Linked DNA regions of Homo sapiens: region 2 is linked to region 1. A link is an interaction called in ENCODE POLR2A ChIA-PET data of the cell type or tissue named here. Cell type or tissue: PC-9. All regions are shown on one strand. Links, peaks and the distances in the headings refer to the core of each region. The heading gives the core; the rest is flanking DNA.

Region 1 (5,388 bases), core at 174-5,173:
GATCACCTCTCAGTCTCCAATCCTCCCTGTTGGAATTTGTATCCTGGCTTTCCCTCTGAGCCCCTGCTTCTGGAGCCCCTGAACAGTGAGGGGCAGATCAGAGGACCTCCCTATCTCCCCAACATCATCTACTTGTACCTGGAATTGACTCTTCCCCTATGCTAAGACATTCATCATTTTTTTAGAAATTTGGGTTTGGGACTCAGAGACTCTGGTTCCTAAGTCGAAGTCAGTGCTTAAAATGAGAGAGTGGAGTGGTCTGGTCTCATGTATGATCAAAGCAGAGGAGCCTGTATGCAACTGAAGAGAAGAATAAAACTAACTGCAGAGAGGATGTGAGGAGATGAGAGGAGAAGAGGGAAGTAGGGAGAGAGCGAGAGAGTCTGGGCAAGTGAACTTGCTGATTTGAGTGTGCTGGTTTTTCAGTTTTTCACCTAGTCCCTGGAGACCTGGCTGTACTCTTCCAGACATACTTCCAGACTTGGCTATTTCTTTCAATTCACATTAGTTTGGTTGGTTTCTATTTCTTGCAAACAAATAATGTCTAATGACAAAATCCTACCACATAGGAGCCATCCTCAAAATATTTGCTGACTTGAATGCATTTTTCTTTTTTCTTCCCTTTTCTTTCTTTCCTTTTTTTGGAGACAGGGTCTTGCTCAGTCGCCCAGGCTGGAGTGCAGTGGCACAATCACAGTGGCTCACTGTAGCCTCAACCTCCTGGGCTCAAGTGATCCTTCTGCCTCAGCCTCCTGAGTAGCTGGGACTACAGGCACACACCACCACATCTGGCTAATTTTTTTATTTTTTTATGTAGAGACAGGGTCTCACTACATTGCCCAGGCTAGTTTCGAACTCCCGGGCTCAAGTGATCCTCCTGCTTTGGCCTCCCAAAGTATTGGGATTACAGGCATGAGCCACCACGCCCGGCCACATATTTCACTCATTCATTTGTTAATTTAGCAAGTATTTATTGAGCTGGTCTCTGGGCTAAAAGGTAAAGGGACACAGATATGCAAAAACTAGACACTGTCCTGCCCTTGTGGAATTCTAGCAGGAATGACAGCTATTAATCAAATAAAGACAAGAAGAGACATAATGAATTTAACTTTGTAGCACATGCTGCCTACTATGTACCAGGAATGGTGTTGGGCTAAACAAAGACACCTAAGCCATAATTGAGATGATGGACAGCATGGTCTGCTCAGAATAGGGAATACTCATAATATTGTTTATTGAAGAGCTGATACATACTTTATCTGATTTTACCTTCAAAATGATTCCATGAGATTGGTTTTAGAATATGCCCATTTTATAGGCAAGCTAGTAAAACTAGGCCTCGCCAGGGTTAAGTGACTTATCCAAAGTAAACAAGGCCCGCCGGGCGCTGTGGCTTATGCCTGTAATCCCAGCACTTTGGGAGGCCGTGGCGGGTGGATCGCTTGAGCCAGCAGTTTGAGATGAGCCTGGGCAACATGATGAAACCCCATCTCTACTAAAAATAACAAAAATTAACTAGGCATGGTGTGGGTAGTTGAGGATGCAGTGAGCTGTGATGGCGTCACTGCACTCAGTCTGGGTGACAGAACAAGACTGTCACCAAAAAAAAAAAAAAAAAAGAAAAAAAGAAAACGAGGTTGGACAGAGGCAGAGCCAGAATTGAAAGGCAGTCTTCTGTCTCCAAAGCCCAGGGTTTTTCATTTTCCTCCTCCACAGAATATTGCCTCTTCCATGAGACAGTAAGTGTGGAAGAATAATACACATCGTACAACCCTGCAGAAATGAGGCAGAAGGCATCCAGGCAGGACTGGGCTGTGCTATTTTTAGGATAATCTCTGCCAAAACAATGCAAGCAGCAAAGGAAAGAGGAATTTAATCAGCTCCCTCTGCTGAAGCTACTACAGTGTGGGTCTCAGCGGGTCTATCTGCAGTGCTGTATAAATGCCCGGGGTCTCGCAGGGAGACAGGGTGGATGGCTGAAGTTTGTGAGATCTGCGGTCTCATACCCAAATTGCCCAGACAGCCAGGGTCTGGTGCCCGAGTTTTATATTCAGGCACTGCAGTGAAACGATAAACAGCCTGGTCACAGAGCTTCCCAGACGCTCAGACCAGAATCAACCAAGCTCATCACAGCTCACGATTACGTGAAAGGACTCGGCTAAACCACGCACTCCTGACGGAATCTTATTTTCCTCCCCTATCATCTCACATTACGGACAGAAAGGATAGAAATAACCTTCTCAGAGCTGTGAAAACGAATGTCAATAAAACCCCCAGAGCTCCCTCGGTGCTTTGGAAGCAGTAACACTGTCTTCAGACAAATCTTTCCTCGGAAGAAGACAAGATCGTGAACTAGCTGGGGTTTTCATTTGGCTTTACAAGACCAAGCCCAGCAAGGAGCAAGGGGAAGAGCTGCCAGGGCTTTAGCAGCCCGAAATATCTCCACACCCACTGCTGGTGCCTGAAATTCCACCAGGAGACTTGCATTCCTGGCTCAAGATGTTGCCTTTCGTGATGCTATTTCTGGACTTTGCCTGGGTTCACACCTGAAAGCACACATTAAAAGAAATTCTGCGCATTCTGCGGTTGTGTTTCTCAAAGCGCGGTCTGCAGAGCCACCTGCATCAGCAGCGACTTTATCAGATTAAACATCTAGATGACTGGACCCCACTCCAGGCTGGAAGAATCTATACTTCAGGGAGTCAAGCTTCAGGAAACTTCGTTTTAAACAGGCACTCCTGTTAATTCTTAAGGGCAATAAAGCTCGAAAACCATGGTTCTATACTGTGTGTTTTCCTATCAGTATGCCCGAATACATTGCACATAAATAACTGGTTCTAACATCTTGTCCCTCTAGATCAAGTGTTCTCAACCTCAATGCTATCAACATTTTAAGCCCAGTGATTCTTTGTGTAGGGGAAAAGAGATTTTTCTGTGCATTATGAGATGTTTAGCACCATTCCACTAGATATCAGTAGTAACACCAAAAGTTATCAGTAGTAATTTTTGGTCGTGACGACCAAAAATAGCTCCAAGCATTGCATTGATAAATGGCCCCTGGGGAACAGAAAATCCCCTCCTCTGGGGAGTGAGAAGTATGTTTTAGGTAAATGGCTCCTAGCCTTAACTACACATTAGAAACCCTCAAGGGTCTTTTAAAAACTTGGATCATTGGGGTCCTGCCCCAGGAAACTTATTTTACAAATCTAGACATCTATATTTGTAAAAATTTCCCAGGTAATTCTAAACGGCCAGAGTTGAGAACCACTGCCCTAGGTGGATGCTTGAAGGCAAGGGTCCATGTATGTGTTTGTGATTTCATGGAATGTACAAACACCCAAGGCACAAGATGGGATTACTTGAGCACCTGTGTACCATCAGGACCCAGCTAGGACAATATAAGCTACCACTTCTGAAGCTAGCAAATAGACAACGTCAGCCAAATAAATTACAAATTCCCTCCCACCCTACCCCAGATATAACCTAAGTTAGTCAAATTGTAGTTAAGACTAGACCTTTTCTTGACGGCTGGGGGAATAGATGATTTTATTTCCACTAGATGATACCATATGGAGATGTGACAGCTGGAAAAGCTGATATCATTTTGCCACCATCAAGGAAGTCAGCCAAAAAATGAAAAGGACACTCCAAGGAGGGCAGCACCAAGAGAATCACAGAGAAACAGAGCTGGAGACTTGGTGAAATTGTGTCTGAATTCCAATCTGTCACAGGCCTCTTCATTTGCAAAATAAATCACCCTTATTTTTTAAGTAAGTCATTTTGATCTGGGGTTTCCCTTACTTGCAACCAAAAGCATCCTCATTGATGTATTGCTCGAAGCTAATATCCTCTTGCAACTATGTTATATTGCTAAGAGTCTTGCTACTCAAAGTGTAGCCCTTGGGCCAGCAGCCTCAAAATCACATGGTAGCAGTTTAAAATGAAGAATCTCAGGCTCCTCTCCAGATCTACTGAATCAGAAGCTGCATTGTAACAAGATTTTCGAGGACTGGTACAAACATCAAAATTTTAGAAGTACCTGCTTAGATAACGGATCTCTCAAGCACTGGGCTAGGTGATAGGGAGACAATGATAAGCAAAAGCTGGACATCGTTATTGGCTTCCCTAATTTGATTAGATGCCCTGTTACATACTCAGTAACACCTCTATTTCATCCATCCATTCATTCTTTCACTCATTCTACAAAGATATATTTAGCACTACATTTATAAATTTAACAAAATTTAAAATATTTAAAAGTGAGCAAAAAAAGAGAGAGGGGAATAGTCCCTATTCTTAAAAAGCTCACTGTCTATTTGAGGAGACAGTTATCACTTATTCACATAAATAAATGTTAAGTGCCAATTATGTAACTACTACACTGGAGAGGTACATGAGGCCTGATCAGGGTGGTCAGGCACAGTTACCCCAGGAAGACCAGAAGGGTGTGTTGGAAGGATGGGGATGGTAAAGAGGAAAGTACCCAAGTCAGAAGGAGAGGATGATGTGTAAGTCCCTCCATGGAGAAAGGAGCAGGATTAACCCAGTGAGCTGCCACAAGAACAGAGAGCATGGGGTGCAGAGAGTTGGGCATGGAACTTCATGATGAGCTTAAAGGGGTGGCTAAGGGTCAGGCTGTGTAACACATTACAAGCCAAGTTAGAGTTATTTTTTTCCCTTGAACCGCAAACTAATAGAAAGCAAGTGATGCATTTAAATACATTGCTTGCTAGCATGGCCCAGCTCGTCTCTTGGTAGTGAGACACAACCTGAGCTGGGCTCCCAATGCCTTTTGTTCTTATCTCCCCCACTCCCTGCCCCCTGCTTCCCTCGTAACCTAGCAGAGTAGACCAGCTTTGCTTAGCATGCCCACAGCCCGCTTGTTATTGGAGGTGGTAGGCAGAATGGAGTAGTGGAGTAAGGCTGACTTGGCACATACCTTCTTTGCTATGAGTGCCACAATGGCAGGAACTACATGTAACATCGTCATCACTCTGCACTCAGCACTCCACAGCATTCCCTGGCCCAGAGAAGGATGTGAAAAAATATGTGTTGGGTGAATAGCCTAGCCTAGGTTCCTTAACTTTAGTGAGGCTCAGCTTCCTTGTCTGTAGAATAGCATAAGGACAGTACCTGCTTCCCGGTGTGGCATTAGAACGTGACTATGTAAGTACATAGCACAGTGCTAGGCACCTGCCCCATGTGTCCCCCATTCCATACAGGCACAGACACCCAAAAGGGACCCCAAAGGAAAGACAGTAGGAGCAGCTGGGTTCCCACTACCAGCCTCTGCAATCTAAAACAGAGGGTCTATCAAATATCCAATAAGTCCTGAAAAATCCAGATGATTTTGTGAATGGATGAAGAGATGTCTTCATTTACTACTTC
Region 2 (5,388 bases), core at 295-5,294, 260 kb after region 1:
CATTGGCTGCCCATCAGGCTGTGATCAGAAGTTTTCGTGTTATGTGTTACATAATTAAGGATGGGGAATAGCTATTTCAGAGACTCTAATTAAAGACTGTGTTCTCTATATAATGAGTATCTATAATGAGTTTTCTGTATAAAGTATCTATTTAGAACAATATGGGAGGGGGTGTATCTCATTGTCCAGCATAATCCTATAATAACTGGTTACTTGTCACAAATTTGAATTGGAGCAACACGGGTATATATATATATATATATATATATATATATATATATATATATATATATATATATATTATACTTTAAGTTCTAGGGTACATTTGCACAATGTGCAGGTTTGTTACGTATGTATACATGTGCCATGTTGGTGTGCTGCACCCATTAACTCATCATTTACATTAGGTATATCTCCTAAAGCTATCCCTCCCCCTCCCCCCACCCCACAACAGGCCCCAGACAACAGGGGTTTGTATCCCAGTCTTCCAACACCTTAGGGCTATTGTCATGCATGTTGCTTGTCAAGTATTTTGCTGAATACTTTGGAGTATGGTTGCTTTTGTCACCCTTGGTTATATTGTGTATCACGTTGACTCCTGCAAAATAGTGGGGAAAAGTAACCTTGGTAATGTATAATTAACTTATGAAGTAGAAAATACTTCTGTCCCTTAATCTAACATTTTAGTTTGTTGGGGCTTATTGTGCTAGCAGCCCAGGCTTCTCTTCCCGTTGTGCTTTAAGGGTTTTATTGATGGTGCTTACCTAAGTCCTAGTTCAGTGATTGGTCAGTGATGGGTGGTAGCGCCTGGCATATTACCAGATTTGTAATAGGTGCTCAGTAAATGACTTCTTACCATTACAGTTATCTGTCTCATTCTTTAAAGAGCAAGTAGTTGTCCATGTTACAAACCCATTAGAATAGTTTTTTTCTTCTTGTTATTGGTTTCTTTCTTTCCTTTTTTTTTTTTTGTGTGTGTTTTTCTGTGACAGGGGCTCACTCAGTCGCCCAGGCTGAAGTGTAATGGCGCACTGCATCCTCTGCCTCCTGAGCTCAAGCTATCCTCCCACCTCAGCCTCCCAAGTAGCTAGGACTACAGGTGCATGCCACCGTGCCTGGCTAATTTTTGTAATTTTTGTAGAGATGGGGTTTTGCCGTGTTGCCCAGACTGGTCTTGAACTCCTGGCCTCAAGCAATCCTCCTGCCTGTCAGCCTTCACAAAGTGCTAGGATTAGAGGTGTGAACCACTGCCCAGGCTGGAATAGGTTTTGTTGTCTAAACAAACGAGGCGATACATTTTATTTTTGTTTTTCTTTCCAAGTTAATGTTTTGTGCTGTTCCAGCTGTCTATTGACAAGTACAATAGGAGGAGTTCAATCAATGTAGCTTATTGGGATAGTTCTAAAATTGGAATCTGGGTTGCCATTCCAGCTGTATGACTGGCCTTGGGCAAGATCCTTCAACCATAGTGGTTCTCAACTTGTACCTCTTATAAATGGATGGGCTGATATTTTGTGACTTGTTCAACTCCTGAGTTTTTGGCTATGTGAATCTGCTCGTTCTTTTAAAGAAGTGTTTGCGTTGGATGTGGTGTTAAAGTTGGAATGTTCTTGCAAGTCCTTTGGGAAATTTTGGTCCTTGGATCTGTGCTGGGCCTTGTTCAGACATGAAATGAGAAAAATATTGTTGAATTTTATAAAGCTTAATGTTTTGAAGTTGGATGCACAAGAACATGTTTCTGACCTCCTCGGTGTGTGTGTGTGCCTGTGTGTGAGTTGGGAAGGCATATGATGAGTTTTTTTGTTTGTTTGTTTTTTGTTTTGAGACGGAGTCTCGCTCTGTCGCCCAGGCTGAAGTGCAGTGGCGCTATCTCTGCTCACTGCAAGCTCCGCCTCCTGGGTTGACGCCATTCTCCTGCCTCAGCCTCCCGAGTAGCTGGGACTGCAGGCGCCCGCCACCACGCCCGGCTAATTTTTTTGTATTTTTAGTAGAGACGGGGTTTCACTGTGTTAGCCAGGATGGTCTCGATCTCCTGACCTCGTGATCCGTCCACTCGGCCTCCCAAAGTGCCGGGATTACAGGCGTGAGCCACCGCGACTGGCCGGCATATCATGAGTTTTTAATGTCATCTGGAGCTAAAAACTGGTTGCCCACTTTTATTTTTTTCTGTGAACAGCATGAGGTAGACATTAAGATAACAATCTGTTGAAAGGCACAAAGCTTGCTTGTGTGCTTTGGCTTTTATAAGGAACACTGCAGTGACCATCTTCATACATGTGGCAGCATCCTCATGCTTCTCTGTTGTGAACACATACCAATACATTTCTGTATATACCAGTACATTCTGCTTATCTTTTTGGTGTTGGCTCAGGTGGCTCCCCCTCCAGGAAGCCTTACCTGACAACCCCCCATGCCCCCATACTATGAGTGTAAATTTTCTCAATATAGTAGCTCTCAATAGATGGTAACTGACATTATTATTTTCCTTATTAGTACAGATTCTTTCACTGTTGTGTTACTTACTGTTATGTTAAGGCCTCCCAAGTTAAACTCCTGTGTTGCACTGACTTTGGAATGCAGACTACTGTTTCTGGCAGCAGCTTTTAGGCGAGTATTTCTCCCCTGCCTCACAGATGTTCAAAAGTTGGTTGGCATGAGCTTAGAATTTTTTGAACGTCACCAGTGGTATTCAAGAATAGTCATTACTATGACTCATGATGTAGCTGAATAGAGGAGAGAACAGAGAATCATGACTCTGTACTGAAAATGTTGAGTGTGTCGCTAAGCCCAGAAGAGAAAAGTCTGTGCAGATACAAAATATGTAGCAGCAACTGGTCTTCTAAAAAGACAGAAACAGAAGGGGTTCTTGCCTTTTTAAAGTGATGGATCTTTCCCATCTCCTTGCCCACATTCTCTCCTACATATCAGATGATTACTTTCTTTGCTTATTTAATTCAGCCATCTCACTCTGACCCATGGACATTATATCAGCCAGGTCAACTGAAGGATCACTCTGGATTAGTGTGGTGGTTTCAGTCTTTTAGAGGCTATGCTTCAGAAAGTTTCACAGATGCTTACTTAATATTAGTTGTACTTTTAGCGTCTCTTGGTTTTGGAAAACTGCTATGAATCTGATAATGAATAGTACTAGCCTATAGAGGTCATTATACATTATATCTTTGTAATATTATATTTGTTACATATGTATACATACACACATATATAAATATATACATAAACATACACACATATATGGCATCTGTATATTATAGAAAATACTTTTACTCACATTTTTTTAGCGCACAGATAATTTCTGGTGTACCTGTAGAATCCCAAACCCCTTGGAATAACCATTTTCCATCTGTCAGATTTTGTGGTTCATAGTTTTTGGGAGCATTGAATTGGAAGGTCTTGGGCATCCTGGCCAGTCTTCTGGCTTTTTTCTTTTTTTTAGAAAGGAGAAATTAAAGCTTTTAGTTCTTTAAACTCAGTATTTCATTTTTGAGTGTTTAAAAAAAATCTTAAAGATTCTTAAATGTGTATGTACTTGTGTATATGTGTGTGTTTAAGACTTGTGAATCCAGTTGCTAGTTTTAATTCTAAATCTCCTTTCATTTCTAATGTCATTAAAAATTTTATCCCATTTACTACTTGTATAATTTTATTTTCTTAACATCTGCCAGTGGTAACTTGCAATGTATTCCAACATGTTTTTCTTCTTAACGTAGCCTCATAGGAATTCTTTTGGACATAAAGGTTTATAATGGGCCTCTTGAATACTTTGGTTGCCAATGCTAGACATATACTAATTCCCTGCTCAGTACTTCCCTTGGCTCTGACTCTGAAGATGAAAGACATAGTCTTCCTTTCTCAACCTCTCCTTGACTATTCTTGTGCTTTTGTAAAGTTATTGAGATGGGTTCTGATGCTTCATATGGCTTCTTAGATTTTAAGTCCTGTCACCATTAGGAAAAATCTGTTCTAGGAATGTTTGAAGTTCAGGGCCTTCACACACAATTATGTAGCAGCTTTCTTACCATCAGGTTGGATAGTGGGAATTGTTTTCACAGTAGAGAGAAGGTAATTTCGCTAATCAACTGGGCACCTTTTATAAAGATTGGGTTTTGCTGATCTCAAAAAATCTTAGTTTGGTGATAGGTTCTTTATGAAACACAGAATATACCATATTGAACTAATATCAACTTGAATGATACAGTCAGTTATTGAGAGTGTAATATACAGGTTCTAATAGTTGCTAACGATGAATATGATGTTAATGTTTGTTTTATGTGCATGATCATTTAGGATACTGTATCTATGCTGTTCTCTTGTGTGGAAATAAATTCAATGAATAATAGGTCACTCAGTAAGTGAGATAATGGGCAATGTACCATATCCTCATGTGGTCTTGAAAGCTTTAAGACATTGATCGAAGCTCAAAGATGAACTGACTTACTATCCAAATTGAAAACACTGTGCCTTAGATAATAGTGGTGTCCTATGATTGTGAGCTTATTAACGTCCTAACCAGACATAGAATTTTTATTTTTCTGTCTCTTTAGTTTTTCATGAGTTTTATGTTTACTGTCTCTGTCTAAGAGAAATTGTGGTATTTGGTAAAGGTAAGGAAGTTAAAGAAATAGATACAGGTTTTATGGTATGTTATAGTTTTTTTTAATGCACAGTAGAAGTTACAGGTTTATGAATTTACATCCCAGAATTCAGAAGGCTGTGGTTTTATTTGTAGATAGAAATCTTATTTCCCCCTCTTGCCCCTGCCCTTTTTTTTTTTTTTTTCTGGTATCAGTCTGCTGTACAGAGTTCTAATATGTGCTTTATTTTTGTAGTTTTTGTGTATTACTAAAGTAATACATGTTTGTGGCAAAAATTCAAATAAAACACAGGAATATAAAGTAGAAAACTAAATTTTTCCTGTTATCTCCTTCTGTTCTCAACCTAAAATTCTAATCCTCCAGAGGCAACCAGTTTGGGATATATTTTTTCAATTTTTCTATACAGATAAAAATATGCATATGATCTTTGGAATCTTTTTTTGAGATGGCATACATACTTATTTTACTCATGTCTGAGAATCTTGGTTTCAACTTAGACTATTCTTAATCAGTATTTTATATTTATTTTAAGTGCACCTTGTATTTTATGAGTTTGCACAGAAGCCTTTGACATTAACTAGGTACTTTATTTTCTTAAATTATTAAGAAATGACAGTGGTGTATACCCATTCTGAAATGTTTTTTGGAGAAGAGATGTGTAGGATCAGGTAGGAGAAATTAATAGTTTACTGGTTCAATACTGGTTATTTTGTTCAAGCTTTCTGTGTATCAGCCAACATATAGGTTTGGCTGCATTAGCAGTTACCTCAAATCA

What was found. Peaks named below come from ENCODE experiments on the same cell type or tissue, not always from the same donor. Only the 100,000 strongest peaks of a DNase experiment are listed, where the experiment ranks them.
Region 2: POLR2A ChIA-PET joins it to region 1 with 5 read pairs; 2 of 35 experiments call an interaction of 5 or more read pairs at or near these places.

The regions. Positions count from the first base shown.
Region 1 is chr3:66,150,772-66,156,159 of GRCh38, reverse strand. It overlaps a transcript of SLC25A26 not described here. Among named protein-coding and RNA genes, the nearest start is that of SLC25A26, 68 kb to the left of the region's middle. In PC-9, for the core only: no CTCF peak of the experiment used is centred there; no DNase peak of the experiment used is centred there.
Region 2 is chr3:65,886,799-65,892,186 of GRCh38, reverse strand. The region is part of intron 1 of MAGI1 (membrane associated guanylate kinase, WW and PDZ domain containing 1); the gene reads left to right. The region is part of intron 2 of MAGI1-IT1 (MAGI1 intronic transcript 1); the gene reads left to right. Among named protein-coding and RNA genes, the nearest start is that of MAGI1-AS1, 4.3 kb to the left of the region's middle. In PC-9, for the core only: no CTCF peak of the experiment used is centred there; a DNase peak (open chromatin) is centred at 2,706.